2 separate regions of the Mus musculus genome follow, and region 2 is linked to region 1. The links are chromatin loops, found by intact Hi-C in ENCODE. Cell type or tissue: left cerebral cortex. All regions are shown on one strand. Links, peaks and the distances in the headings refer to the core of each region. The heading gives the core; the rest is flanking DNA. Region 1 holds the start of 4930590L20Rik (RIKEN cDNA 4930590L20 gene). Region 2 overlaps Kcnt2 (potassium channel, subfamily T, member 2).

Region 1 (16,565 bases), core at 4,468-12,467:
GTGCGGAGGTCCTTCATCCAGTTGGACTAGAACATTGTAGAAGGAGATATAAATTGATTGATTTCCATTCTTCTGCATGCTGACCTCCAGTTGAACCAGCACCATTTTTGAAAATGGTATCTTTTTTTCCACTTCATGGTTTGGTTCCTTTGTCAAAGATCAAGTGAACATAGGTGTGTGGGTTCATTTCTGGGTCTTCAATTCTGTTCCATTGGTCTACCTGCCTGCCACTGTACCAATATCATGCAAGTTTTATCACTACTGCTCTGTAATACAGCTTGAGGTCAGAGATGGCGATTCTCCCAGAAGTCATTATATTGTTGAGAATAGTTTTCACTTTCCTGGTTCTTTTGTTTGTTTGTTAGTTTTTGTTATTCCAAATGACTTTGCAAATTGCTATTTTTAACTCTATGAAGATTTGAATTTTTATTTTGATGGGGATTGCATTGAATCTGTAGATTGCCTTTGGCAAGATGGCCATTTTTACTATATTAATCTGACCAAATCATGATCATGGGACATATTTCCATCATGTGAAATTTTCTTGGATGTCTTTCCTCAGAGACTTGAAGTTCTTATCATACAGATCTTTCACATAGTCCCTCTTTGGACAGTTATTGGAGGGAAAGTAGTGAAGCACCTCTGGGCTTAGGCAGAGGAGCACTCCTGGGAGACAGATCTCTCCTGTCAGGATTTGGGAGCAGAGGGTTGTAGGACAGCCTTTGCTCAGTGGTACAGATGGAGACCAGAATTGAGCAGCTGCTCAGCTGTTCCAGTGCCCTGTGCCCTTAAAAATTTGTCTTTTGACTATTTTGTAAAATATGTCAAGAGTTTATTCCTATAGCAATTGAGATGGTGTGACTGAATTTTACAAACATTTTCCTAAACAGAATGAGGAAAGTTTCCTTTTCATAAATGGAAAGGGGAAACTGAGTTGGTAAAATATAATTCACAAAAAGGGGAAATATTAATGACCAACATATATTTCCAATTTAAAATCAATTGAGGCAGCCTGAGTTATCAGCCCTCTACTATCATTCATGAAGACTTAACCAAACTGTGTTCCTGTTAAAACATATAGCAGCAGATTTTTGAGAATATTTGTTGTGTTATTTCTGAGCTGCTTTTCTTTGTTTGAAATAACTTTGGAAAGATTCTAGGATACATTTCAGTTGCATGACAGGGAATGCAAGTGGCTGATTATGGTCTGAAAACATGTCTAACATTATTTTGTGATATCTGTATTTTTTGGCATAAAATTTATCCCGTAACGTAAATGACTATATTAAGGATTTTACACAAAGATTTTAAACACATTTTATAATCTTTAAGAATTTTAAATCTTCTGAAGGAAAAAATATCCAATAATATTCATCATCATAATTTTCTGTCAACTTGACTGAAACCTAGATATCCTTTGTAAGAAAAAAACAAGCAAACAAACCTCGTCTGAAGAATTTTTGCCATTATATTTATCTGTTGATACTTCTGTGAGGTGCATTCTCTTGATTTCTGATTGAAATAGGATGGTGAAGATCATTATGGTCAGTATTAGCCCTGGGCAACTGGTCCAGGGCTATTAAAGAGAGTTATCTTGTAAAGTCATGAAGCAAGCAAGTAAGCAGAGTTTTTCTAAGGTCTCTCCTTCAGCTCCTCTGGATTTCTTCCCATGGCTTCTTTGTCTTGATGATAGACCATAATCTCTAAAACAAATACCACACACACACACACCCCCAAGGTTGCTTTGGAGCAGTGTTTTGTCACAGCAACAAGAAGGCAAACATTAAATACACACAAAAATAAAATGGAGAAAAGGTTTTTTTTAATGATATGAACATGGAGGTAAGAAGGCATACAGCATTGACAAAATAATACACACTTCACAGTATGCATTACTTCACAGTATATTTTTTCCTATGCATTCATGTCTCTAAGTGTCCTGTGTTTTACGTCCTATAATCACACTTAAGAGTGATTTTTATTTACTTAGTAATTAATGAGTGTCATCTGGCTGAGACCAAGTTACATACTAAACTAATGAGACATTTGGTGATAAATTACCAGGACTAGGGGCACTGTTAAATAAGACTCTACTAAAAATAATACCTCTGAAATCTTAAAATTCTTGGTAAGAATATTGGAACATAAATCCACAATTTTAAGTGATATAACCTGCCTAGCCCACCATTCGCACGAGTAACAACAGCATTGACTTCCCTTTCTACTCTCAAATAACATTTCTTACTTGATTTATTAGAATATTGTTAGAGTATTACCAAAGACTGTACCTTCTACATACAAAATGTGAACAGTATTACATTCTCCTAATAAATATCTAAATTCCTGCATCCTACAGTAATCATAGGCTATGTTCAATGCACATTTAGAGAATATGTACTGAATGTATGTTTCTTAACAGGAAGAGAACAGTAGGTGGTGTTCACTGGAATTCAAACATCCTTGATAAATAGGCAGCCCCTGAAGCATAATGGAAGATTTTATCCTCTGATCTTATAAATGTATCTAATGATTCATGCTGAGGACATTTTCTGACAGAAATTAGTTTTATATTACTTATCTTTAGCTTCTTTGACTACATGACTCCAGTGTAGCCTGTTATTTCTCACCCTTTGAAAGATCTACAGACACTCATAGGTAAGGTGCTTATTGCTAAACATGCTAAGTATATTTTAATTAATTTTAAAGTATGTTCATAAATTATTAAAGTATGTTTATAAATACAGGGAAAAAGGAAGATTGTCAGGAGAGGTGTAGTTGAGCGCAAATTATAAGCATAAGTATTTATCTTTAGCATCTACTCTTTGCAATCTGCTGTTTCACTCTTTAATTTCCATACAGTAACATCTAGTTGTTTTCAAAGTTAACAAGTGAAAAACTAAGAAAAACTAGAAGACTGTAGGTTATTTTTAGATGAGAATAAAATTATACTATTTCCCCTTTTCTTCCTTCTTCAAACCCTCCCATATATTCCTTCTTGCTCTTTTTTTTAATATTCATGGACTTTTTTCATTAATTGTTGTTACATGCATATATGTATATGCATATGCAGATATAATCCTAAATTTGTAAGTACAAGCTACACAGCCGTATATTGTTATTTAAATGTGTTTTTAAGGCTAATCATTTGGTATAGGTTAAGACTATTTCTCCCACTATCAGCATTCCTTAGTTTCCTATAGTTTTTGTGTAGGTTTTAGTCCTTATGGGCTTTCTACTGTCCACCTAAGCATGTCTCCTTTTGTCTATGTTCAGCTTATGTTTCAACAGTTAGGTTGGTGAGGCTTTCTGGGAGTAGCTTCTGTCATTACCAGGAGATACAATCACACAGCAAATTTCCTGATGTTCTGGATCCCACAATATTGTAATGTTCTTTTGCAATGTTCTCTGAGCCTTATATGAGAGAGTATCATTGGAGGTGTATCAGTTGAGACTTCTTTTTAGGATATTGCATTTTTATTACTTGTAGTTTTCTGGAATACTCTCTGTTATAAACTGTAACTTTTCCTAAATTATGAAATTATTATTAATACAACACTATTGACTAAACTTCACACTTTATTCTGATTTTACTACTTTTTTCACTAATGTCATTATTGGTCGGCAGGCAAAAGAGGATATTGGCTTCATTCAACATGAATCTTTAGTGAAGGATGATGAGAAATGCTGCAAAATTCTGAATTCTGTTCATGATTATGATAATCAAGACCAGGCAACAAGTATAGTTACTCTCAAAAGACTTGTACACTATCAATCCAGCCAAAATTCTCGCAAGGAATTAGTAATGTGCATTAGTTAGGGTCTTACTGCTGTGAACAGAAAACATGACCAAGGCAACACTTATAAGGATGACATTCACTTGGGGCTAGCTGACAGGTTCAGTGATTCAGTCCATTATCACCAAGGCAGCATCCAGGCAGACATGGGACTGAAGGAGCTAAGAGTTCCATCTTTAGTAATTGTATATATCTGCTCATCTATAGCATAGTGTTCATAAAGGAACTGGTATTTCATCACCATTGTTCCTTTGCTAAAATGAATCATGTTCTGACTATTGTGAGCTCTCTGTTTACCTTCTGCCTCATTAAGGCTTTATTTTATTTTTTCTCATGTTTGTTGGGTTTTTTTTGTTTGTTTTAATTGAAAAGATTATTTTCTCATGCAAAATACCCTGATTACAGTTTCCCCTCTCTCTACTCATTCCAAGTTCTTCCCTACCTCCCCTTCCCTCCAGATCCACTCTTCTGCCTCTCCTTAGAAAAGATCAGTCTTCTAAGAGATAACAGCCATGTCTGAGAAAATAAAATATACGATGTAGTGTGGTTCTGAGTTCTGTCTCACCATTGGGTTGTGGGAACCCCATTAGGGCAGACATATCTGGGAGGCACTAGACTATATTCCATCCTCTCTGTCATGGTGGTGCCTTGGCTGGAAGAACACCAGGGGAGGTGGAATGCTGCTCTAGAGGTAGGTTCCAACAGAGGTGAGAAATGGCACAGGCTGAGGCTGAGGTTGGGGTTCCCAAACTCCCAGGCATCTGATGCCACTGGGAACCAAGAGTCAGGAGGGCACGGCTCAGTGTTGAAGGCTTCCACCATGGCGATTCTTGATTTGAGAAACAGTCTTTGCTTGTCCAAACTATATATTCATCATAGAAAATGGGTGCATGCAACTTACTCAAGGTGGACCAGAAATTAAATACTTTTTGCAAGAAGGAATGTCTGGGAAGAGAAGCTTATTGGCTAAACCCCCAGGACCAGCCAATCTATGTCTCATTAGCATGGAGAACTCTGAGATCTGTGCTACTTGACTAGTCCTCAGGATCTTCATGTTTGATGGCATGGTCATGAACTGGGTAGGGAGTAAATGAAGTGCCTACCATTCTCAGATATGAGAATCACCAGGGTTTCTGAATCTGCTCAACCTTTGCAGTTTTTGTCTGGAGACACTGTTCCACTTGCATCACAATGAAGCAAAAACCTATTATATTGAAGTTGAATTGATTCCTCCTCCTCCTCCTCCTCCTCCTCCTCCTCCTCCTCCTCCTCCTCCTCCTCCTCCTCTTCTTCTTCTTCTTCTTCTTCTTCTTCTTCTTCTTCTTCTTCTTCTTCTTCTTCTTCTTCTTCTTCATCCTGGTTCTCTGGCATTAAAAAAAAAGGTATTCTCTACTTTTTGTCATCCTGCCAAGCCTAAAGTCAACTGTTTTAATAAGAATCTTGATTTCTTAATTAGAGAACGATGCCTTATCCAGAATGATGGACTGAAATTCCTTAAAACCATGAAGGAAAATAAACCTTTCCTGTTACCTCATTGCTTGAGTCAGGGATTTAGTCAAGTCAATGAGAAGGCTAGCTAACAGTCCAGACAGAATACAGGCTGTGAGGCAAGAGGGAGACTTTATTGGCTGTGCACATAGAGCAACTCATGTGTGCTCTTTCCTTCAAAGGAATACCACCAGGCAGGGAAGAAATATCACCAGAGTATACACTTTAGTGAGGATTCTTTGAATATATACAGAAGTCCATGTGCTATTCAGCAACATAACTACAGAAGACGCAAAAATACCTGTGGAGGCCATATTTCCTAAACATGGATTCCTGGTGAGAGAATACCCACGTTCTCTTCCACTGCCATACTATCCAGTGGGCACGATCTAAAACTGAATACAGAAAAGCCTGTACTATTTGGACTTGGAAAAATTACTCCCGTTGGAAGTTGAAGCTTGGCAAATGGAAAGGATAACCCTATGGAAACATCTATGACTTTCCACACGGAGGAGTCAGAGTTTCTCATCCTCATCCTATTTTTCAGATATGCAGAAAGAGGTTGGATAGAATATTCCCTCCTGGTATTATTTCCTGTGGCCTTCTTGATTGTGGACTTAGGGCATCAATGGTAGATTTTTAAACTCAAGCTCTTCATGAATCCATAGCAATTTTGCATTATGAACAAAAACAAACACAAAATTCGCGACAGTGTTGAAAGCTCATGAGAATTAGGTATTTTCAGACAGCATCTGAGGAAAAGAAAATAGTGTGGGACTTATCAAAAACAACAACAAAAAAACACTCCACAAAACTAGAGCACAAGATGTTCCAAAGCATTTGCTGCAAAACTCCTGCAAATTTGAAACTGTGGTGACCTTTGTCTTATTGCACTGTGACATCTGTCATATCACAGTGTAAAGGATTCGTGGCCTTTTATCAATCCCATAGAACTAAAATATTGTAAAGGTTTGCTAATAATGTGCTTTATTCCAAATATGCTTAAAATATATTGTTAGATGAAAATATATTTGTGGTTTAAGTAAGTTCATACTTGTAACATATGTCATTTCTTTTCTTAAACATAACTGCCTTCCAAAATCATTAAGTATTTCTTAAAATAATAATTAGTATGGAATGTAGTTCAAATGACTTATAAAATTAAAAAGATTTACATTGCTTCTGTTTAAGACACATGTTCTTAAGTGTCCTAAATCTATGAGCCTCTTGTTGTACCCCTCTTGCACAGGGATCAAAAGCTGGCACCACCAAATCCTATAAGTTTGAGAAATTCTTAATAATAGAAATAAATTTCAGAACATAACATAACATAACATTTTAACATAAAATCTAATTAAAAGATCAAGATGTACTGGCCTTTACGGAAGAAGCTTTACTGTAGCTCCGTTTAGCCCTGTTTTGTTTAGAAAAGGGAATTGTTTTAGCATTGACCACAAGATGGTGCTATCACAAAGCAATTTCAGACTAAAGCACCATCTAATCTATTCCGAACTGCATATTTGTGTATGTTTTTCACAGTAAATCTTCAGACTTTAACATTTTAGTTGGTGGATGCCTTCCTCCAACTTATTTTGTATTTTCAGAGCTATTTTTTCTTGCACTGGGAACTGGGAAGGGAGATTCTATCCCTTCTAACGACTTGCTCATTGGCTAAGATAAAAAGGAGATTAATTAATCGTAAAACTGATTCATCTTTCAAAGATAAGAAACGTTGTGATTGTTTTGTGTCACTTATTGGCGTTTGTTTACTCTTTCTTGTTTAATAGAAGAAAACATTCTGCTCTCCTGTACTCGGGGTTCATTAGCGTAGCTGTCAGAGAGCAAGCATTTGAGAATAACAGACTCAGTTATAACAAGCTGCGAAGACGATCTCGCTAATTTGGCCACGGCCTTTTCCTTTCTCACCATCTGCTGTTTTCTTGAAAGTTGACTTATTTAGAAAGGCAGCAAACAATTAAGATCTCCACGAAGAAAAACAGAAACGGAGAGATTATTTTTAAAGTTTGGCTTTTGGGTTTTTGACAGTCTGCACACTGTTTGGTTTCCTTGTGTCAGGAGGACAGGGCTACTAACTGTGGGGTGACCCTTTTATGAACCTCAAAAAAATTCAAGATTGCAATGCAATCATCATAGTAGTTCATGGTCCTAGACCATTCTGAGAATAACAATTTTGGCATTTTTTTTATATAAATCAAAGATAATTTTCATGAAGTCCTGTTATAAGATTTATTTTTATGATTTTTAGTTATGTGTATCTGTCTGTATCTTGGTGTATGTATGTGTATGTTATTGCCATGCCCAAGAAGGTCAGAGGAGTTCAATCCTCTGAAAGTCTAATTATAGGGGATTTTAAGGACCCGAGCTTGAGCTCATGATTTTCCTATCTTAACCCTCTGTGCAGTGGTATTGTAAGCATCCACCACCATCCAAAGAATTGAAATGCCATTTGAATAAACCGTGTTTTTCTTTCATGGAAATAGTTTCTTCAAAAATCTATTTTGTGGTGTTTTGATGTATGTCAGACAACCTATCATCCTGAAACACTAAAATGAAAGTTATTTCCTTTTACATAAATTTATTAAAGTATAATTTACAAAGAACAAATGTATACATTTAAAAATATGGGACCTTATGTCTTATATGCATATTGTGAAATAATTACCAATATATAATTGATAAACATGTCAATTACCTCATATGTATTATGTTTGTGTTAAAAAAATTAAGGCCCACTCTCTTCACTTTGGAGAGCTCCTGTAAATGCTTGCAGATGGCAGAAAAACAACATGTAAGAGACAAGAGGGAAATCTGGCTCAACATGGCTTAGTTAGCTGGTAGTCATTCAAATTTCTACAGTCTGACACCAAGCAGCTTATTTTAGCCATATTTAAGCACAGCATAATTTTGGGGGTGGAAATCCTGATGAATTCACTCACTCTCATGTATACAACAAAGCTTAAGGCATTATTTTATTCAGCATTTTCTGTGGGTGGTTGAATCAGGCTTGGATCTTTAGGCGTGCCTGAAGAGCATTTTACCCACAAAATCATCTCCCCAAGGCTTATGGTTGCTACTAATCCCTTAGAAGTAATATAGTCACCAAATACTTGCTCTCATATCTAGAATTGGCATCACACTTTTGATCTCTTTTTAAAAATTTTTTTAAGATTTATTTTATTTATATGAGTACACTATAGCTCTCTCCCGCACACCAGCAGAGGGCATCAGATGATCAGGCAGTATGTTCTTCACTGGAAAAGGCTATGTATCTCTCTCTCAGCGTTCCTTATTTGCCTATACTCCATTACATAGGGTTAAGGCCTTATGATCTTTTGTTTAAAACTTGCAGCCATTTAGGACACTTGTTGGCAGGTGAGAATTATAAGACTAGATTTCTATGACTGCTGGAGTTAGAAGTTTTCTATTAGAAGTTAATATGGATTGTGTAGAATCCAAGGAAGAATTTACACACTTAAATCTCCTCTTGCTGAAAGTTATAATCCTTTTTTTGGATTTGTGACTTCCCTTTTCCCTTTCTGATGTTTGTAGCTCTAGCTATATACTTTTGTTACTTCTCTCCTTCGGTAAATTTACTCAATTGTTCCCTACTTGGAATGCTTAAATAAATAAATAAATAAATAAATAAATAACAAAACAAAAAAACAGAATAATTCTCTCAGGCTTGTTTTTAGACGGTTAATCACTATAAATGGAAATAAAACTAATATTTATGTATAGATGTTTGCACTCTAAATTCACAGATTTGATAATAACATTTGTTGTGATGAAGAGTTTTATGTTCTCTATACAATCATGTCATAAGATTGAGAAAGTTGTACTTTACAGGTCCAATTTTTGTAACTCTAATTTCTTTTTCTTTCCTAGTTGTTTTCAGTAGTGAGTACAGGATTGTGATAAATAGTATGGCAAAGGTCACTATTGTCATTTTGTCCTTGGTCTCAGTGAAGAAACTCAGCTATTTTACAACTGAATGTGATATTAGGTCTGTCTAGTGCTATATGAATCCATAGAGTTGAAGTATGTGTTTCTGTACTTAATCTATTGGCTTTATTCATAATTGTCTTAGAGACTTTCATATAATAAATGGTGTATCAAGTTTATAGACCTTTCTCCATATTCGATAAATACCACTTCAAGGCCGATCAGCTCCTCCCTGCCTTACTGCCTACTTCATCTTCCTTCATTCCTTGAATCCACCCTCTTTTCAATTAGAAAGAATTATTTTAAAGCTGTAAAAGTACAAAATATATGACTTAATTAGTTTAAAATTCTGATATTTTTGGTGACTGTCAGCTTTTGCTGACTAGTGTTCATACTCATTAGATATAATCTTCTAAGTGGTGATATTAAGAAAAAAACTTATATATATATATATAATTTCACCTGTAAATGATTTATTGGTAATAATAATTTATCTCTAGCTATATGCTATTATTGAAAGTCTTGAGATAACCTGTTTGACAGTGATTTTTAAAACTATTGAAGTGTTCAGAAAGTTGGACACTGAATTTCTATAAATAGTGACCTTATTCTCTGCCTGAGAACTCAGACCCTGAAAGAGCTTTAAAAGAGCATGCTTTAGTTATGTGGCTATACAGGCTTCCTGATGTTGAGGCACAAAATCAAAGCCCTGGACATCTGATTACAGACTTCCTTGAACATCCGGAAGCCTCCCTAGCAGAACAAAGCCTGTATTATTAATGGTTAGCCAAAAAGGCTCACTAGGGCACACAGTGGCTTCAGGATTAGAGATTTCAAACTGAGGAGGAAAGGAGCAAGCTTCAAATTAAAATTTTTTCCTCATTCTTGTCCCAAAGTAATCCTTTGAGAGACCAAAAAAGTTTTTATGACTGTCTTCATTTCCATTGAGACATCAAGAGTAAAACATGGTTGGGTGAGAGGCTTTCTAGCTCTACGCAGAGTTGCAGACACACAGACTTGAAAAAAACTGATCAGAATATTAATTATACTGTCATGCAAAAAAAAAGGTCATAAATATATATTACACAGCCTAAGAGTCACAGAGTAGAACACATGACAGTAGGCTTGAAGTTAAAACACAGTATTTTAAAAACAGATATTACAAAATGCCTTTGATAAAGAATGCGTAAATGATGGAATATTGTGTAGCTATGTAAGTGTTTTAAAGACTCTGGGAGAATCGCACGTTAAATTACTAAATTTGAAACTTAAGATACAAAATAATAAATGCACCTATGTATATAATATATATTACTTAATTATAAATTATATATTATTTGTGTATTGTTGAAATACAACTAAGTATTATATAATGTTTATTGTTATAACATGTCTACATATAATTTAGATAACTCTAAGTAAAATTATTAAAAGCACTGATTTAGTGGTAGAATTTTGATCAATAATGATTTTAGATTTCATGTATTTGTTGAATATTCCAAAATCTCCTAAAACTTATATTGATCTATTTTATAATAATATGCCTTACTGGTATGTCAAGCGCAAATACAGCTGGGACTAATGCTGGTGTTGGAAAATGTCATTTTTAAATCAGCCTTTCATGGTGAATATTAGATTCATTGATGCTAGATAAATTATTTTCACAGATCAATTAAATGTGTCTATTCTGCTTTATATTTTATAAAAATGAATTAGCACAAGAACTGTACACATTAAGAACATTTTATTAGCCTTAAGATTTTATACTCATGTTAAAACCCCACTCAGATTTAATTTTGTACCCTTTTGAATACAAAATACGCTTCTGAAAAATTTTAAATTCTTTTCTCCCACTAAAAATGGTTTAAATTTTACAAGTCTTTTTTAATCAGATATTTTCTTTATTTACATTTCAAATTGTATCGCCTTTCCTCATTTCACCTCTGAAAATACTCCTATCCTCTCCCCTCTCCTCCTGCTCACTAACCCACCCACTCTTGCTTCCTTGTCCTGGCATTCCCCTACACTGGGACATCGAGCCTTCATAAGACCAAGGGACGCTCCTCTCATTGATATCTCGCAGGCCATCCTCTGCTACATATGCAGCTGGAACCATGGATCCCTTCATGTGCACTTTTTGGTTTGTAGTTTAGTCCCTGGGAGATCTGGGGGTACTGGTTAGTTCATATTGTTGTTCCACCCATGGGATTTCAAATCCGAATTTCAGCTCTTTGGTCCTTTCTCTAGTTCCTCCATTGGGGCCCCTGTGCTCAGTCCAATGGATAGCTGTGAGAATCCACTTCTGTATTTGTCAGTCACTGGCAGAGCCTCTCAGAAAACAGCTATAACAGGCTCTTATTAGCAAGCACTTGTTGGTATCCTCAATAGTCTCTGGGTTTGGTATTGCGTCCCGCTCGACCGGCAAGAAAGACGCAACAAACCAGAATCTTCCGCGGCAAGAGCTTTATTGCTTGTTTCTCAGGAAGATCCCAAACTGGGAAAATGGTGCTGCTTTTATAACCCGCAGCGTGACGTTTCAGCACCTGATATGGCGTGACAGCTCCTGATTTGTTGCTTGCCCATCACCCCACTATTACACCCCGATAATGGGAGTGACTAGGAGTGAATTCACTCTCGCACCTGCGTACAAGGCTTGTTTACTAGTTAGGCACAGCGGAGGCCCGCGCCATCTTATAATGGCGATTGCTCGCGGCACACACGGCTCTCCTCAGAGATTACCGGAATTTTATATGGAATGGATCGGCAGGTGGGACAGTCACTGGATGGCCTTTCTTTCACCTTCTGCTCCAAACTTTGTCTCTGTGTCTCCTCCCTTGAGTATTTTGTTCCCCCTTCTAAGAAGGACTGAAACATTCACACTTTGGTCTTACTTCTTCTAGAGTTTCATGTGGTCTGTGGATTGTATCTTGCGTATTCTGAACTTCTGAGATAATATCCACTTATTAGTGAGTACATATTATATGTGTTCTTTTGTGATTGTTTTACCTCACTCAGGATATTTTCTAGTTCCATCCGTTTGCCTAAGAACTTCATGACTTCATCCTTTTTAATAGCTGATTAGTACTCCAACACATTTTCTGTATCCAATCCTCTGTTGAAGGACATCTAGATCCTTTCCAGCTTTGGGCAATTACAACTAAAGCTGCTATGAACATAGTAGAGCATGTGTCCTTGTTACACGTTGGAGCATATTCTGGGTATATGCTCAGGAGTGGTATAACTGGGTCCTCAGGTAGTACTAGGTCCAATTTGCTGAGCAACCACAAAACTGATTTCCAGATGGTTGTAACAGCTTGCAATCTCACCAGCAAGGGAGGAGTGTTCCTTTCTCCACATCCTCGCCAGCATCTGCTGTCACCTGAGATTTTGAACTTAACCATTCTGACTGATGTGATGTGGAATCTCAGGGTCATTTTGACTTGACTTTCTCTTATGACTAAGGATGTTGAACATTTCTTTAAGTGATTTTTCAGCCATTTGACATTCCTCAGATGAGAATTCTTTGTTAACCTTTGTACCCCATTTTTAATATGGTTATTTGGTCTCTGGAGACTAACTTCTTGAGTTCTTTGTATATATTGGATATTAGCCCTCTATCAGATGTAGGGTTGATAAAGATCTTTTCCCAAACTGTTGGTGGCCTTTTTGTCCTATTGACAGTTTCCTTTGCCATATTGAAGTTTTGTAATTTTATGAGGTCCCATTTGTGAATTCTTGATCTTAGAGCATAAGCTATTGGTGTTTTGTTCAAGAAATTTTCCTCTGTGCCCTTGTGAAGAATTGAGTTGGGATTTTGATGGAGATAGTATTGAATCTGTAGATTGCTTTTGGAAAAATGGCCATTTTTGTTATATTAATCCTGTCAATCCATGAGCATGTGAGATCTTTCCTCTTCTGAGAGCCTCAATTTCTTTGTTGAGAGACTTGAAATTCTTGTCATACAGATCTTCCACTTGTTTAGTTAGAGTCACACCAAGATATTTTATATTATTTGTGACTATTGTGAAAGGTGTGGTTTCCTTAATTTCCTTTGAGTAGAGGAAGGCCACTGATTTTTTTTTTTGAGTTAATTTTATATCCCCAGCCACTTTGTTGAAGATGTTTATCAAGTTTAGGAGTTCTCTGGTGGAATTTTTGGGTCACTTAAGTACACTATCATCTGCAAATAGTGATATTTTGACTTCTTCCTTTCCAATTTGTATCACTTTGACCTTCTTTTAATGTCTAATTGCTCTGGCTAGGCCTTCAAGTACTATATTGAACAGTTAAGGAGAGAGTGGACAGCCTCTCCTAGTCCCTGATTTTAGTGGGATTGTTTCAAGTTTCTCTCCATTTAGTTTTATGTTGGCTACTGGTTTGTTGTATACTGCTTTTACTATGTTTATAAGTGCCTTGAATTCCTGATCTTTCCAAGACTTTTATCATGGAGGGGTGTTGGATTTTGTCACATGCTTTCTCAGCATCTAATGAAATGATCATGTGATTTTAATCTGAGTTGGTTTATTTAGTGGATAACATTGATGGATGTTGAACCATAGCTGCATCCCTGGGATGAAACCTACTTGATCATGATGGATGATAGTTTTGGATTTAGTTCGTGAGAATTTTATTGAGTATTTTTACATCAATATCCATAAGGGAAATTGGTCTGAAGTTCTCTTACTTTGTTGGGTCTTTGTGTGATTCAGGTATCAGAGTAATGTTAGCCTCATGGAGCAAATTGGTTCGTGTTCCTTCTGTTTCTATCTTGTGGAATAGGTTGAAGAGTATTGGTATTAGGTCTTCTCTGGAGGTCTGAGAGAACTCTGTACTAAACCCATATGGTCCTGGGCTTTTTGTTGTTGGGAGACTACTGATGACTCCTTCTACTTCATTAGAGGATATGGGGCAGTTTAGATCATTTATCTGATCCTGATTTAACTTTGGTATCTGGTATCTGTCTAGAAATTTGTCCACTTCATCCAGTTTTTCCAGTTTTGTTGAGTATAGTCTCTTGTAGTAGGATCTGATTATTTTTTTAATTTCTTCAGTTTCCATTGTTATGTCTCCCTTTTCATTTCTGATTTTGTTAATTTGGATAGTCTCTGTGCCCTCTGGTTTGTTTGGCTAAGGGTTTATCTACCTTGTTGATTTTCTCAAAGAACCAGCTCCTGGTTTGGTTAATTCTTTGTATAGTTCTTTTTGTTTCCACTTGGTTGATTTCAGCCCTAAGTTTGATTATTTGCTATATTCTACTCCTCTTGGATCTCTCTGCTTCCTTTTGTTCTAGAGCTTTCAGTTGTTCTGTCAAGCTGCTAATGTGTGCTCTCTCTAGTTTCTTTTTGGAAACACTCAGACCTCTTTGCACTGATTTCATTGTGTCTCATAAGTTTGGGTATGCTGTGCCTTTGTTTTCATTAAACTCTAAAAAGTCTTTAATTTCTTTCCTTATTTCTTCCCTGACCAAGTTATCATTGAGTAGAGTGCAGCTTCTACGAGTATATGGGCTTTCTATTGTTTATGTTGTTATCGAAGACCAGCCTTAGTCTGTGGTGATCTGATAGGATGCATGGGATAATTTCAATGTTTTGTATCTGTTGAGGCCTGTTTTTTGAAAAAAATATGGTCAGTTTTGGAGAAGGTACCATGAGGTGCTGAGAAGAAGATAAAATATGTTTTAGGATAAAATGTTCTGTAGATCTCTGTGAAATCCATTTGATTCACAACGTCTGTTAGTTTCACTGTGTGTCTGTTTATTTTCTGCTTTCATGATCTGCCCATTGCTCAGAGTGGGATGTCAAAGTCTCCCACTATTAATGTGTAAGGTGCAATGTGTGCTTTGAGCTTCAGCAAAGCTTTTTTTATGAACGTGGTTTCCCTTGCATTTGGGGCATAGATGTTCAGAACTGAGAGTTCATCTTGGTAGGTTTTACTTTGATGAGTATAAAGTGTCCCTCCTTATCTTTTTTAATAACTTTATGTTGAAAGTTGATTTTATTCGATATTAGAATGGCTACTCTAGCTTGTTTCTTGGGACCATTTGCATGGAAAATTGCTTTTCAGCCTTTTCATCTGAGGTAGTGTCTGTCTTTGAATCTCAGGTGTGTTTCCTGTATGCAGCAAAATGTTGTGTCCTGTTTACATAACCAGTCTGTTAGTTTATATCTTCTTATTGGAGAATTGAGTCCATTGATATTAAGAGATATTAAGGAAAAGTGATTTTTGCTTCTTGTTATTTTTGTTGTTAGAGGTGGAATTGTCCATGTCTTTTTTTATAAATCAAAAGTATAGAAGATAAAAATAGTTCATTAAAATGTATTATTTGTATGAATTCCTATATGCTTATTTTCAGATAATATTATAATCAGGAAATAATGTTCCAATTTTATCAATAATTTCTGTCAACATAGTGAGAAAACAGCAGGAATTAAAGAATTGCAGTGCAAATAACTGATGCAACAAAGTCCTATAAACTGAGAACTGTATAAACGAACCTTACTATTTAACATATTATAATCAGGAACAGCTATGAGCAGGATCCATGCCACTTTTGACTGTAAGGTTTGCTTTCTGTTAGATGTGAGGTTCCTTCTCTTTGTGTTCTCACTGATAAAAGGTGCTAGTGAGGATTTCCATTCCAAAGTCACTAATCACAAAGAAAAGAGCTTCACTGTCCCAAACTAAGCCTTTCCAAATGTTGGCAAAATACCTCAGGGGTTTGGAGGCATTCTAAACATTCTGATCATATAGTACTGAATGATAAATAGGGTGACCAAAAGGCATAAAAAGAACTGTAGACAACTTCCATGGCAGATTCACTGTGAATCAGATTAGTGAAGAGAAACTGATGTGATTGAAGTTGGTAATCATTAGAGTGAATAATTCATATATTTACTACTTTATTATGAAGTTGATTGAATTGCCTGGAAAATGAATGTCAGTCTAGGAGAGTGGGTAAGGACTGTTATGAGAGAACACAAGGAAGAAAACTGAGGTATAGCAAGGCACAAAGCAAGTTAGTAAATGATGCTAACCAAATGGTTCACATATGTCAGTTCAGGATTGAAAAGTTATGAATATTGATGATCTAAAATTAAAAACATGGGAAGTATAATACTATTTGCAATACAACCACTTTACTTTTATGCCATGTTTATGCCCTGTTGACCTATTTCTTTTAAGAGACATAGCTACTCATGTACATTGTATACAGGCCAGTCAGGTACATGACAGACTAGAAGATGAGTTGGCAGGAGTAAGTGTGTTGCCCATGCTATGAGTGAGTATACATGCAATTAAAGCATATTGCCTGAGGACCTC
Region 2 (16,565 bases), core at 4,127-12,126, 99 kb after region 1:
CCCCAGCATAGTCTCACAAAAGACAGATATATCAGGGTCGTTTCAGCAAAATCTTGCTAGTGTATGCAATGGTGTCAGTGTTTGGAGGCTGATTATGGGATGGATCCCTGGATATGGCAGTTTCTAGATGGTCCATCCTTTCTTCTCAGCTCCAAACTTTGTCTCTGTAACTCCTTCCATGGGTGTTTTGTTCCCAATTCTAAGAAGGGGCTAAGTGTCCACATTTTGGTCTTCGTTCTTCTTGAGTTTCATGTGTTTCGCAAATTGTATCTTGCGTCTTGGGTATTATAAGTTTCTGGCCTAATATCCACTTATCAGTGAGTACATATCATGTGAGTTCTTTTGTGATTGGGTTACCTCACTCAGGATGATGCCGTCCAGGTCCATCCATTTGCCTAGGAATTTCATAAATTCATTCTTTATAATAGCTGAATACTACTCCATTGTATAAATGTACCACATTTTCAGTATCCATTCCTCTGTTGAGGGACATCTGGGTTCTTTCCAGCTTCTGGCTATTATAAATAAGGCTGGTATGAACATAGTGGAGCATGTGTACTTCTTACTGGTTGGAACATCTTCTGGATATATGCCCAGGAGAGGTATTGCAGGATCCTCCAGTAGTACTATGTCCAATTTTCTGAGGAACCGCCAGACTGATTTCCAGAGTGGTTGTACAAGCTTGCAATCCCACCAACAATGGAGGAGTGTTCCTCTTTCTCCACATCCTCGCCAGCATCTGCTGTCACCTGAATTTTTGATCTTACCCATTCTGACTGGTGTGAGGTGGAATCTCAGGGATGTTTTGATTTGCATTTCCCTGATGATTAAGGGTGCCGAACATTTTTTCAGGTACTTCTCAGCCATTTGGTATTCCTCAGGTGAGAATATTTGTTTAGCTCTGAGCCCCATTTTTAATGGGGTTATTTGATTTTCTGGAGTCCACCTTCTTGAGTTCTATATACATATATATATATATATATATATATATATATATATATATATATATTTCTATATTGGATATTATTCTCCTATCTGATTTAGGATAGGTAAAGATCCTTTCCCAATCTGTTGGTGGCTGTTTTGTCTTATTGATGGTGTCTTTTGCCTTACAGAATCTTGGCAATTTTATGAGGTCCCATTTGTCGATTCTCGGTCTTATAGCACTAGCCATTGCTGTTCTATTCAGGAATTTTTGCCCTGTGCCCATATCTTCGAGGCTTTTCCCCACTTTCTCCTCTATAAGTTTCACTGTCTCTGGTTTTATATGGAGTTCCTTGATCCACTTAGATTTGACCTTAGTACAAGGAGATAGGAATGGATCAATTTGCATTCTTCTACATGAAAACCACCAGTTGTGCCAGGACCATTTGTTGAAAATGCTGTCTTTTTTCCACTGGATGGTTTTAGCTCCCTTGTCAAAAATCAAGTGACCATAGGTGTGTGGGTTCATTTCTGGGTCTTCAATTCTATTCCATTGGCCTAGTTGTCTGTCGCTATACCAGTAACATGCTGTTTTTATCACAATTGCTCTGTAGTACAGCTTTAGGTCAGGCATGGTGATTCCACCAGAGGTTCTTTTATCCTTGAGAAGAGTTTTTGCTATCCTAGGTTTTTTGTTATTCCAGATGAATTTGCAGATTGCCCTTTCTAATTCGTTGAAGAATTGACTTGGAATTTTGATGGGGATTGCATTGAATCTGTAGATTGCTTTTGGCAAGATAGCCATTTTTACTATATTGATCCTGCCAATTCATGAGCATGGGAGATCTTTCCATCTTCTGAGATCTTCTTTAATTTCTTTCTTCAGAGACTTGAATTTCTTATCATACAGATCTTTCACTTCCTTAGAGTCACGCCAAGGTATTTTATATTATTTGTGACTATTGTGAAGGGTGTTGTTTCTCTAATTTCTTTCTCAGCCTGTTTATCCTTTGTGTAGAGAAAGGCCATTGAGTTTTTGAGATAATTTTAGACCCAGCTATTTCACTCAAGCTATTTATCAGGTTTAGGAGTTCTCTGGTGGAATTTTTAGGGTCACTTATATATACTATCATATCATCTGCAAAGAGTGATATTTTGACTTCTTCCTTTCCAATTTGTATCCCCTTGATCTCCTTTTGTTGTCGAATTGCTCTGGCTAGGACTTCAAGTACAATGTTGAATAGGTAGGGAGAAAGTAGGCAGCCTTGTCTAGTCCCTGATTTTAGTGGGAATGCTTCCAGCTTCTCACCATTTACTTTGATGTTGGCTACTGGTTTGCTGTAGATTGCTTTTATCATGTTTAGGTATGGGCCTTGAATTCCTGATCTTCCCAAGACTTTTATCATGAATGGGTGTTGGATTTTGTCAAATGCTTTCTCCACATCTAATGAGATGGTCATGTGGTTTTTGTCTGTGAGTTTGTTTATATACTGGATTATGTTGATGGATTTCCATATATTGAACCACCCTTGCATCCCTGGAATGAAAACTACTTGGTCAGAATGGATGATTGTTTTGATGTGTTCTTGGATTCTGTTAGTGAGAATTTTATTAAAGATTTTTGCATAGATATTCATAAGGGAAATTGGTCTGAAGTTCTCTATCTTTGTTGAGTCTTTTTGCGGTTTAGGTATCAGAGTAATTGTGGCTTCCTAGAATGAATTGGGTAGAGTACCTTCTGCTTCTATTTCACAGAATATTTTGTGCAGAAATGGAATTAGATCTTCTTTGAAAGTCTGATAGAACTCTGCACTAAACCCATCTGGTCCTGGGCTTTTTTTGGTTGGGAGACTATTAATTACTTCTTCTATTTTTTTAGGGGATATAGGACTGTTTAGATCATTAACCTGATCTTGATTTAACTTTGCTACCTGGTATCTGTCTAGAAATTTGTCCATTTCATCCAGATTGTCAAGTTATAGCCTTTTGTATAAGGATCTGATGATATTTTGGATTTCTTCAGGATCTGTTGTTATGTCTCCCTTTTCATTTCTGATTTTGTTAATTAGGATGCTTTCCCTGTGCCCTCTAGTGAGTCTGGCTAAGGATTTATCTATCTTGTTGATTTTCTCAAAGAACCAGCTCCTCATTTGGTTTATTCTTTGAATAGGTCTTCTTGTTTTCACTTGGTTGATTATGCCCCTGAGTTTGATTATTTCCTGCAGCCTACTCCTCTCCTCTCGGGTAAATTTGCTTTCTTTTGTTCTAGAGCTTTTTGGTGTGTTGTCAAGCTGCTAGTGTGTGCTCTCTCTAGTTTCTTTTTGGAGGCATTCAGAGCTATGAGTTTTCCTCTTAGAAATGCTTTCACTGTGTCCCATAAGTTTGGGTATGTTGTGGCTTCATTTTCATTAAACTATAAAAAGTCTTTAATTTCTTTCTTTATTCCTTCCTTGACCAAGGTATCATTTAGAGGAGTGCTGTTCAGTTTCCACGTGAATGTTGTCTTTCTATTATTTTTGTTGTTATTGAAGATCAGCCTTAGTCCATGGTGATCTGATAGGACGCATGGGACAATTTCAATATTTTTGTATCTGTTTAGGCCTGTTTTGTGACCAATTATATGGTCAGTTTTGGAGAAGGCCATATTTTAATGAAGCCAATTTTGGGGTTCTTAGAAAAGCTTACTTTCCTTTTTTTCTTTTGACAGTGAGTGATAGGATGTTCTGATGGCCATGACCACAAAACAAATACAAGGATGTTCAGAACAGAACCTGCATACACCAGATATAAATTGCTACAACCACCATGGGAATTGGTATTTTGGTTTTTCATAAATTTAAAATATATAACCATTAAGGTCTTTCTATGCTATGCCTCATATACAAATGACTCTAAGTGAGCATACCACAGTGATATTTGTAACTCCATTTTTGTAGTTTTGCTGTTTACAGTGAAAATAAACATTTTTGAAAGTTTATCAAATGGTATATAGGTAAAGGACATGATTCCATCCCGTATTTCTTTCTATGTTCTTCCTTTCATGAAAAAATTGAACTTGGAATTTTAACTTCTTCATGTGGAATTTTTAATGAAGGTCCCCATGCTCACGTTTATATCCAGCCTTAAATCTACCCATGAGTCTTATCCTGAACATCTCTTTATTAATTTGAACTCAGCTACATCTGGGTCCTTTCGATAAAATCTTGCTAGTGTATGCAATGGTGTCAGCGTTTGGATGCTGATTATGGGGTGGATCCCTGGATATGGTAGTCTCTACATGGTCCATCCTTTGGACCATTGGACACGCAAACTTTATATGCCCCAGTACAGGGGAATGCCAGGGCCAAAAAGGGGGAGTGGGTGGGTAGGGGAGTGGGGGTGGGTGGCTATGGGGGACTTTTGGTATAGCATTGGAAATGTAAATGAGCTAAATACCTAATAAAAATGGAAAAGAAAAAATAAATAAATTTGAACTCAGAATACCTACCTAGTAAATCCTAATCAAAGATGCCAATTTTATCAAAGAAACCTTGTCCTGCCTCTCTCCATTACCTGTATATCTACTGAATTTCCAAAATCTATCATTAGCACAGTGTTATTTATGTCTTCTGCTAAAGTCTATTGCTATAACTTGCAAACCTAACATTTTCTAACCACAAATCCTTGTTACCCCAAGAAAGGCTCACTGCTAATTAATGTCCTTCCTGGCAACTCAGTTTCTGTTTATAAATTGAGTCCATTTACCCTATAATTAGACTTTTCTAGACATGCCTGGAGAATAGAAAACCAAAAATTCTGTGATTAAGAAAAAATACTTCTTATTTAGAGAAACAGAAATGTTTTCATCTTTGGAATGTATTCTCAAGCCAAATGAAATTTCTCATAAGTTTAGTGGATCAGTGTGGATATTCTTCAATATATCATGATTTCTTCACACAGGTTTAACCTGCTGGTCTATTTTCTGATAGAGTTAAATTTTCTAAATCTAAGAAATTTCTTCTACATTTTTTTAATGTAATAACTATACAAACCTACATTCACACAATTTTCCAGGTCAACCACATCATTTAAAACATTTTTCCAAATTTTAAGATTCGTTGCTATTTCCATTTGTTAAAAATGACAAACAGGTATTGCATCATGGAATGCTTTGGCAATTTACAGAAATATATAACAAGGTTTGAGTTTAGTTTTTCTCCTTAGTAATTATGACTTCGGAGATTTTACTTACTTTTTTATTTCATTCATTTCTCATTGTGATTGCAATAAATAAAATATCTATACATATTAGATACAGTAATCACTTAGAAAATATTATAGTCTATCATAATTCTTTTAATATGTTATATTCTTTTATAGGCTTAAAGAATTCATATGTTCTTCCTGTAATGTGCCTTCCCATCATTTTACCTCACTGGTTTGGTTGTTATTGTAACAAAACTATTACTTCCCTACAAAGGCTTACCACCTTAGAACAGCCTCCTCCAATTAGTCTTGAATATTATCTTCAACTACTTGCATTACACAGTTGAAATCTATAACTCCTTACTTCTTTCTAGAAGGTTGTTTATTGATTATATGTCTCCATTACACTCTCAGTCCCATGAGAGAATAGACCATGTATTTTGTTCCTGCTATTTACAAACACTTCAGTAACAACATGTGGTCTACAGATGGGCAAAGAAATCCATTTTAGCACAAACATTGTTCAATTTTTAGTAACTGCATATACATCAAAAACTTATTAAAGATACTAAGACTTTTAACATTCATATGCTATAAGTAAGAAATTTAAAAAAATAGGAAAAGAAAAGGAGGGATACTCAATACCTCTCTTGCCTCACTGGAGTTACTTAATGGAAGTCTGAAGATATGAAGGAGTGTCCTGTTCATTTCTATTTTGCAACTTAACCTTCCTTTAGTATTGTTTGTTTTTGCATTTTGTAAAGGGTGTTTATTTGATCAGATGGGCACTAGATGTAAATACTGCTTTTATTTTATCAGTTGGAGCAATGAGATGAAAGCTGTACCCACACTGCTCAAATACACACCTTGGCCTGAGGTCAGTAACATTTCTCTGTTCTAACGATCCTTACGCCCCCATAAAATCTAATCTTCCAAGATGACTGATTTAATCTGGTTGTTCTCAGCTTCCCATGAATTGCTCTGCTTGGTCTTACACTAACTTTGGCAATATGTTCTAATATTCTTCCTCATTCTCTCACCAATTCTGTGTTCACCTGTGTCTAGCTTGTTCTTTCTCCGACTTGTTTCTGTGAAAACTGTCCACATATGCATATCCTTTTTCTCAGTGTTCTGTTCTTAAGTAAGCTTTCCTTCCCTTCTCTTCTCATGCAGGTTGGGCATTTCCTATCTCTGACTCATTATGTCAGATCTTGCTCTGATTCATCACTTTGTTCTGCAATTAGAGTTTTTTTTTTCAAACATGGTTGGTTCCTTCGACAGACTAAACTTGCCTTCATTGTTAGTAAAGCTGTGTATTATGGGTTTGTGTGTATTCAGCCAAATCATTCTGTAATCTAGAGCATACCTACAGTCAAGCTGGATCCCACAGAACTAGACAGTCTATAAATATAATTCACTGCCTGAGCAGCCATGTTGTTAGATTAAAATTCCTCTCCAAGATTTTATGTCATACTAATTATGTATACTATTGATTCTAGCACATGCAGGCATGGCAATCCTCCTAAAAATGGAGCTATGTTTTATGAACCACCTTTCCTTGGCTTAGCTCCCGATCTCTGATCCTCAATCCTACTTTTCTCCAGAGCCTCCTTTGACTGATAAATGCAACTAACACCCGTCTTCAAAGAAGCTTCTCTACAGAAAACGGAGATCATCAGAGTAAATCACAATGCAGAGATCAGTGGATCCCATGAATACAAACCTCAACACATATACCCACATTACAAATCTCACAGCTATGATTTTGGGAACATCACAAAACTACTGCAGGAATGACTGTAAGAGACAGAATACCAGAAAGTCTACTGTGAAACTGTCTCTTTTAGAAATAACAGTATAAGCAAGACCAGAACAATCAATAGATATGAAGTTGTAGAAGGGGGGAAACTTCATGGGCTCCCACCCCTAGACAAAGAGTTACTGTTAACTAAAAATTGTTCGAAGGGGAAACATTACCCTTTATTATTCAGCAAATACAGAGTGGTCAACTTGAAGCCATATAATTAACAACAACAACAACAACAACAACAACAACAACAACAAAAACAAATAACAAAAACGGCCCCCTTATCTTTGTATACTATGCATATGTGTAAATATTTATATAACAATAATAATAAAAGTAAAAAGGACTGTTAGTTTCACAGTGGGAAGAGTATGGAGGGAAACATGAAAAGGGATACAGGGAGGGAGTAAGGCGATAAGTGATCTAATTCTATTCTCATTAAAATGTTAAAATAACAAAATAAAAAAAACAAAATAAATTCTCATAAACATGAGTATAGAATCATAAGTAGAGTACTTGTATATCCTCTGCAAGGCCTCCAGCTTCATCTCACACTAAGCAGAAACTTTTCTTTCCAAATAGAATTTTTTATCCAAGCCAAGCTTTACTAAAGAATTATTTTCCTGATAAGCATTTATCTAAAGCACTTAAAAGGAGTATGTGATACTTACATCATTGCTTAAAGATTTAAGGTGATTTGATACATTTGCTCATACCTGTCTTTTGAGTAGATTTGTGATCACATATAAATGCTTTAATTGGAATGAGAAATTTCATTCTGGCAGATAGCTTGTTTGCTATGTGGCAATCCAATACCATATGGAAAGAGATGACATTTTTTGGATGTAATAGAACAGTGTGGGAGGCAAAGCAAATCAAGACTCATTGGAACAAATTATTGGCTTCTGCCCCTGTCTGAAATACAATTCTTTTACATGCCTTCATTTCCTCTCTGACATCTGACAACAAAGTTCCTAAGTCTAGTAGCTTTTCTTAACATTTACCTATACAACATTTTTTAAAGAATTTAAACATGTTTTCTTTTTTTACTATGATTATTCATCCACTTATTTATTTATTTACATCCCAAATGCTGCTCCTACTTCTGATCCCTCACTCACAGAGTCTTTCCCTTCAACCTCCCTCCTCTTCTCCTATGAAGAGAGTGGGGTCCCCCTGGGTATCTCCCCACCCTGGCACATCAAGTCTCAGCCTGATTATGGGCATCCTCTTCCACTGAGGCCAGACAAGTCAGCCATGAAGACTGAGCTGCCTGACTGCTACATATGACCTACACAACATTCTTAAAGTATTTGCCTCAAATTATTGAAACTGTAAAAGTCTGCCTGATTTTTGACACCACCATTTCATTTTAGATGGCTCTTTGACTCTGCATTTATTTATTTAATTGTTTTCTCACAGATAACCTTTAATGAAGTTCAAGATGAATCTTTTGGCTAAACTCTGTTTCCTTAAAACTTCCTTCTTTTTTAACATTTTTACTTCTTTGGTTTTAGAAATAGTTCAGCAAATAGAAGCACTTGCCATGAAACCTGATGACCCAAGTTTAATCCCAAAGATTGCAATTGTGTGAGAAGAAAACTGTCTACTACACATTGTGCTCTGACATCCACTCATGCATATGCATACATATCATGGTGGTTTGAATATGCTGAACCAAAGAAGTGACACTTTTGGGAGCTGTGGCTTTGTTGGAGTAGGTACAACCTTGTTGAAGTTAATGTGTCACTATAGGGTGGATTTTGAAACCCTTCTCCTAGCTTCTTAGAAGACAGCATTCTTCTCTTAGATGTCTTTGGAACAAGATGTAGAACTCTTAGCCCCTCCAGCATGATGGTGATAATGGACTGAACCTCAGAACGTGTAGGCCAGCCCCAATTAAATGTTTTCCATTATAAGAGTTGACTTGGATATGGTGTCTCATCACAGCAATGGAAACACAAACTAAGACATTAATTTATGACCATCAATACCCATAATTTGAACATACATACATATCTTCATATATACCATATACTTCACATAGTACCATCTATATAATACATTCTACAATATTAATATTATTTAAAGTAATTGAATACACATTTTAACAGTCATTTCTTATTCAGAATTCTCAGGCTCCAGCATCAGAATCATCCTGCCAGACATTCCTTATTTCTTTATGAATAACTGCAATTACTTATAATACTTCTCACTTACTCCACCATGTCCCCCTTTAAAAAGTACAGAATTATGGTAGCAATTACATGAAATCATAAATCTCATGGAGTCATCACCCCCATGTCCTTAGGCATGATGCATCTTTTTCCTCCACATAGAAAATTCAGAGGCCAGAGTTTGGGTCACCAACATCTGCTTCCAACGGTCTTTCCAAGTTATCTGATTAGGACTTTTCAGTGAGAGCTACTAAGGAGTCATATAGTTATCTAGTTAAGGCCTGAAAATGCATTTCTTTTATGGGTTCTAAGACACCATGGAGAATACTCATATTTGCTTACATAGCACATTGTTTTCCATAGCATCCCAAGATCTCTCCTTATTTAGAGGTTCCGATGCTACCTAACTCTGAAAAGGCTCCACCGGGATGTTTTTATGCTATGTGTGAATACTTCTGCATTCATCATTTTCTCCCTTTGTGCTATTCACTTTTTAAAGCAAAAATGAATCAAACACTTTGCAGCAATGTTTCTGTCCTACTGGTATTAAAAATATTAACAAATAAAGTCTTGAACAAATGACTCAATCCTGATGAGAATATATGATATAAAGTTAGATTAATTCAAAAAACTGCTCCAGTCCACACCACTGGCAGAAGCATCCTACTCCAACAGAGTAGCACCCAGACACCCAGCACCCAGACACCCAGCACCCAGACACCCAGGTAAGCCTCTCCCCTCTTGTTTTTAGACCACTAACACTGCCCAAGCTGTCCCAGCCCACCGCTAATAGCCTTTCCTTTTTTGGTCACCATATACTAGCCCACTTCTGTGGAATCCCTCTGCTCCACCAGAACCCAAGTTAGCAGCCAGATCCCCAAGTATGCACTAACCCAGGGCCATCTCAGTCTATCATCAATATCCTCTCCTTTCTATGTCACTGTTTTCTTTCTCACACCTTGTGCAGAAGTACCAAGAAGCCTAGATAAACCCTACCACCATCCTTACCAACACTCTCCCAGTGCTAGCCCAGAATTCGCCCTGAAGTCCTTCCTCTCATCCTCTATTTATCCCCACATTCTTATGCACACTTCCAGCAGACCCTGATCCCCGAGAGGCTATACTAGCATGAAGATTTTTAGAGAAGCCCCCACCTCATGAATGAGCAATACTTCCCCAGAGCCTTCACAACCAGAGGCCATACCAGCACCAAGAACCCCATTCATTCTAAGTCATTCTATAATAAGTCATTCTATCCAGGCATAAACCCCTTGCTCCACCAGAGGCAACTCAAATCAGGAATAGGAGAAGGCTGCCCACTCTACCAATGTCTTTTCAATATAGTATTTGAAGTTCTACCTAGAGCAATACAAGAACTAAAAAGAATCAAGGGTATACAATTTGGAAAATGTCTTAGTTAGGATTTTATTTCTGTGAAAGTACACCATTACCACAACAACTCTTATAAAGAAAACATTTAATTGGGGCTGGCTTACAATTCAGAGGGTTAGTCTGTTATTATTATGGCAGGAAACAAGGCAGTGTAGAGGCAGACTTGATGCTAGAGAAGGAGCTGAGAGTTCTTTATCTTGAACCACAGGCAGCAGTGAGAGAATTGACTTGGGCTTCTGAGACCTCAAAGCCCAGCCCCATAGTGATATCCTTCCTCCAGTAAGGTTGTACCTTACTCCACACTAGGGCTATTCAGCGTCCACATAGGGGCCCAATGTGAATATTATTCATAAAAATAATATTTATCACCTTTTGTAAAGAAATAAAACATCATATTTTCTTTGAATTCATTTGAAACATTTCACAAGAAAAGAATAAATAGGGTTTTTAAAACTACACGAAACTATACTAGTGAATCCAACCCAGTATTGGCATTCAGTACCACAATTCAATTTTGCAATTATATTTCCTGAATTTTTAATGAAAACTATTTAAGTTATTTGTCTGTACAGAAAGGTGCAAAGTTAAATAATATTGTCTTAGGAGTTTTATACATGTGTTACCTATCATATGATAATTCCTAAGTGTTTTGTTTATTTTTAAAGCTGGCAATTTTTGGCAAGGCATTTTGTGCATCCACAGTGGTTGACTAAAAATAATCTATTCCCTTTAACTTAACTTAATTTAATTTAATTTAATTTAATTTGAGTACTATTTAAGATGATGTAAAAAAATATTCCTATTGCTTTCACATAATGAACACAGAATTTTAACATTTTTCCTAGAGCTCCCACACAGTTCATCCTTAGTTATTAGTAAGATTCTTCCCGCATTCTTTGGCTTGCCAATAACTACAGAAGTTTGTATGTGACTCTTTCCATTATGATATCAATTCTCTGCTGTTTCTTCTTGTGTGGGAAGACTATTGTCCTTCGTTGTGTTTATTAAAGGACAGTCTGGTGATGTAGAGGTTAGTCTCTTACTTTATTGTACATTGTTCCTATCAATCCAGACCTAACACTCGGCATCTCACATCACTGTGTAAGTAAAATGATTGTAAAGTCTGACTATTTTATCATTGGTGACTGGCCATGGTAAAGGAAACAGTTGTGAAGAAAGTTGTTCATACATCACATGAATAAATGAGGTGTGTGTGTGTTTGTGTGTGTGTGTCTGTGTCTGTGTTTGTATGTGTGTGTCTATATGTAGTTTGTATATCTGTGAATGGTATGTGAGTTTCTGTGTATGGTGTGTGTGTGTGTGTGTATGGTGTGTGTGTATGGTGTGTGTGTGTGTGTGTGTGTGTGTGTGTGTGTGTGTGTCTGCATGTGACATTAATATAAGATATAACCTGTAGAAGAAAAATCCTCCTCCTGTCTTCCTGCTCTCTTTCTTTACTTCCACCCACCTGGTCCATGTCTGCATATCGCTCATACTCTTTCTGTTGTGATGCTTGCTGGGTAGCATGTTTTCTACAAGAAATGTCTAAGAAAGATAATTATTCGGCAAACAAAAACAATGAAACAAAAGCAAATGGATTAAAAATGCAAAATAGTAAGATGTGCAAGTTTGAAGGAAACAAGTTGTGCATGACAGGAGCACAATGACTGTCCAGTTTACTACTGGCTAGTTTTTTTTTTTTTTTCTTGACATATATGGACTGCATTTCTCAAACTCTCATTAGATGTCACTACACGATTGAATAAACCAATGGCATATGAGTGGGAGGAGTGTATCTTAATCCCAATATAAGTTCATGGAAAATTCAAATTGATTACCACTGGTTTTCGGAATAGTGTTATTTCGTGCAGTTTACTTCTAGTGTTGAAAAAATGGAAGATGGACTAATAGAGAAATGTGAAAGGAAGCTAAAAAACAAAGCCTGACTCGAAGTTACTGTCTCGATAACCTGAAACCAACTCCCATGAACACTAGAGAAAAACATGGATCGCAGAAACAAGTAGAAAATGACACAAAATCTACATTCAGGAAGAAATTATGAGAACACGTCTGGCTGTGAAATCAATCAGAAACAAATGCATGAGTTTATTATGTTTTAGGGAAGAAGCTGTAGTCTAAAAATTCTTTGAATTTTTTCAGCTGCCCTAAGGAGTAAGTTATATATTCTTTTATATATATATTGACTGAGCTGATATGAATAATGTAGTGTAGAAAGAAGCTTGAAGTAAGCCTCAGGGAACATAAGACAAGGTTTAGCAACTGCATTATGTGACCAGGGATCATCATGAAATTTTCGGTGACACATTTTCAAAACTGTCAGTTGGAAAGTTGCGGTCCAGTGATACTGCTTTTAGCTATTTTTTCCATTTTGAACCTGAAGCTGTAATTGTGTTGATGTGCTGTTGTGATGATGGAGTTAAGGATAAGCACTTGTCACCTTTACATTTGATAAAGCATCGGAACCAGGCAGGCCTCTCTGGCCTTCTATTGCACTGTTTGCTTAAGAAATCCACACAATTCATGGAGGTGAAGTCTTCTGAGAGTACTCCAGAACACTTTTGGTCCCAGGGCTGGCACATGCCTTACTGGGTAAAAGTACTTGCTAGAGAAGCCTACAACCCAGTTGAACCCTTGGAACCCACACTGGGAGGGGATACATGACAAGTAATGCTTCCTTCTGTGCCTCAGAGGTACAGTGTAGCATACAGGTAGCAAGACATGCTTACATGTATACATGTATACCCACATACACACACACATACACACACACACACACACACACACACACGACAACACAACAATGACCATGACTACTACTGCTACTGCTACTACAACATAAGACAATTTTTAATTGTTTTAAAAGACTCATTCCATGGGTTTCTTTCTAGACTTTGATCATCTGAAACTGTCTACTGATCCCTAGAGACAGAGATTTGCCAGGACCAACCTAAATGAACAAGTATAGCAATGTATTCTTGATATGTAACTTGACTACCCTAGAGTGTTTTCTCTTTTAAACATCAATAGAATTGCCCTTGAGCTTCCACTGGAGTCCAGTTAAAGTTTTTATAAATAATATTAAGAACCCCAAGAAGGAGCACCAATTTCCCCTCCCTGTATCTTCCATCCCAAGAGCAACATTTCACACATCGACAGTGATACATCACCAGGAAAACCGTTTGACTCTGCAAAGATCCCAGGACTCCTGCTTTCTGTAATCCAATCAACAAGCAGGTTTTCCACATCCTCTAACTGCAGCACCCTAACAAGTTTTTCAAACTGACCTCTCTCTTGGACAACAAATCTCAAAATAAATCTTCCTTTTAATCCAATGGGATTCCACAGCATGGATTTTCATGAGTGTTCAGCAGGACCTGTTGCTAAGTAACATAACTTCTTGCTTGTTGCAAAGATATACAGATTTGATTTTTCCCATAATGAGCACTGATAGATAATTGGCTGATACACACTCAAAAGGTATGTTACTGGATATTTAAATGTTACATATGAAATATTGATATATTTCTAAGCTTCTTAGTAATTAACATAATTTGTTATACTTTCTATTGTATTCCATACCCAAATAAAGTTTTATATGATTTTAGAAAGGATTTCTAATTTGTCACTAGATTTGATTTTTAATTAACTGCTTAAAGAAAGATAAGACAAATCTGCATTTTGCCTTTTTATACTTAATGGAAGAAATATTTAATGAAACTAGTTCAGCAACTCATTTTTACTGAAAATATCATCTACAGTTATGATATTTCCACATCAAGTGTTTACACAAATAAGTAGTTGTAGAGACTGGGGTTCTTATTTGTGACAATATAAACAAATATAATTTACCCCTTTACTATAACAAAAATTCTTGTTAAATAAAATACTGGGCTGTTTCACCTTTATTATAAGCCATACATTTACATGCCATTATTTATTTTTAGTCCCATTTACCAGATAAGAATGCCAAAGCTAGAAGAAAATAATTAATCCAGGATCCATTACTGAGAAGTAGTGGAAAGGTTGGACCAGTCTAACCCCAGAGTCTGGCTTCTTCATTACTATGCCATCTTATATCACTTGTTCAGACAATGGTAAAATACATGTCATCAACAATTTGACCCAGACTCCTAACTGCTGGATTTGTTTGTGGAGATCTGATCTATTTATCCCTCATTAGACATCCTTTACTGTATTAAAGTGTAGTGGTAGCTTGGAGGTTGTTCTGAACACTCATGGCTCTGTTTCCCATACAACATGGATGTGAGCGCTGTATAATCTTGAAAGACTTATTTAAATCATAGCAAGCTTATTGTCCATGTCAGTAAGCAGAGAATACCCATGATTCCCCTAAACCCATAGAAGAATATAGGAAGAGTGGACTATCATAGTATATGTTTTGCTATGGAGATAGAAATATACAAAGAGAACCAAAACCCCTTTAGCAATGTATATCTTCACAAACTTCAGGCAGTTTCTGTCAAAATGGTGAAACTCATCACTGAGGCCATATATTTTATCTGACTCTATTCAACTGGCCTTGTACTTGCCCCCAAACAACACATAAGTAAACTGTTGTATATTTGTATTACTAAGTTAGTCTGACTATCTGCACTTGAGGCAGCTCATCAAATAGAAGAATGAGCTGAAACACTGATGTTTGTTCCTGACATTTGCAGAATCAAAAAACATCTGTTGATGAGGTAGTCTCTAACTTCCTGAGTAGGTATTTACAGTCTATGTGAATTGCTGAGTCATAAATCTCTATATGAGTAATTGTGTACCCTTCTAACATTACCCAAAATTAGAGAAATCATGAACACCACATCCAGCTTGATCCCTGAGAAGGAAAACCAAATCTTAACATCTATAGAACATGCCATGGTAAAATCATTGATCCATTTAGCCTCCTCATCGTGTGGTCCTAATTAGGTAACCTCATTGTAATACTCTTATTAAACCAGATTTCCAGTCCTTAGTGCATTTTGCTCTTGGTTTTCACGTTCAGATGCCCTGCCACAGCTCTACTGTGGTATCTCCCTCATCTAGGTGAGCATCATACTTTGCTTTTTGGGGGGCTGTACCAGTTATATGACTGCAGCAGGAAATCACCAAAGTGTGTTATTCTTTTAGGGTATATCATCCATAATTGACCATCCAAAATGGTCAAATTATCTTAATATTGGTCTTACCTTTTCCAGTTTTGAAAGCGCGAGAGAGTAACAATCCTTGGCTCTGAATTGCATGAATCTCATATTTGCTGGATGCGTAAGCTCAGTGATGATACTGAGACTTGAAAACAACCTAAATTAAAGAAAAATTGCATCACACTAATAATCCAATATGGCATGTTTTTATAATAACATATTTATGAATGAGTGATTGTTAGCCTTAGGTATAAAACTATATCCAATTATAATAGCAGGCACTACCACATAAAATGATCTATAAACTAGAAGAAAAATGAAACACTATTTTTCCCAATATTTTAACCAACATGTTAGTACTGTGAGGAAAAAATAAATTCAACAATTCTCCTTTTATTAGATATTTTATCTCCATAATTATGAAACTGCATGGAAGAGGAACTCATAAAGTTGATTTAAGAAGTTATTAAGTTTACTTTGAGAATGATATTAAAATAAAATATAAAGATATTTGGATTGCTAAAAAAGAATTGCTGATGCTTTTCTTGTCCATTCTATGAGTTCTCTAAAGCTATGGCTGCCTAGTATAATGATGTATTTTTTTCTAAAGGTCAAATCTTGGTACAATGAACATCTGAGATAAGAAAACACTATAATTCAGGCAAATTTCACCAATGAATTGAAGCCAAGTTTAAAGTATTAATAATGATGTTAAAAATAACCTAAGTTTTTTTTTTGTACTACTTTCTTTTTTATGTCTTGTTTTTATACACTCAAAATCTCACAAGTCCACAAACACTCACTTAATTGTTCACTTTCATGGAGAAATGAATCTTGATGTTACAGTAATTGACTTCTGTTGCTGCTCTGGTCTAATCTGTTCTTCATCTATCACTTGTACCTTTTCTGATT

The links. Peaks named below come from ENCODE experiments on the same cell type or tissue, not always from the same donor. Only the 100,000 strongest peaks of a DNase experiment are listed, where the experiment ranks them.
Region 2: a loop joins it to region 1, with 2.4 times the contacts of the local background. A loop is called at or near these places in 12 of 42 quality-filtered maps.

Annotation. Positions count from the first base shown.
Region 1 is chr1:140,651,775-140,668,339 of GRCm38, reverse strand. 4930590L20Rik (RIKEN cDNA 4930590L20 gene) reads left to right here and starts at 11,938. Exons shown (of 4, transcript NR_040604.1): 1 at 11,938-12,012. In left cerebral cortex, for the core only: CTCF peaks have their summits at 6,742 (motif pointing right) and 8,511 (motif pointing right); DNase peaks (open chromatin) are centred at 7,114, 7,629, 8,241, 8,514 and 1 more place; H3K4me3 peaks cover 680 bases.
Region 2 is chr1:140,552,205-140,568,769 of GRCm38, reverse strand. It overlaps Kcnt2 (potassium channel, subfamily T, member 2), which reads right to left. Exons shown (of 28, transcript NM_001081027.3): 22 at 15,699-15,810. Among named protein-coding and RNA genes, the nearest start is that of 4930590L20Rik, 96 kb to the left of the region's middle. In left cerebral cortex, for the core only: no CTCF peak of the experiment used is centred there; DNase peaks (open chromatin) are centred at 6,295 and 7,775.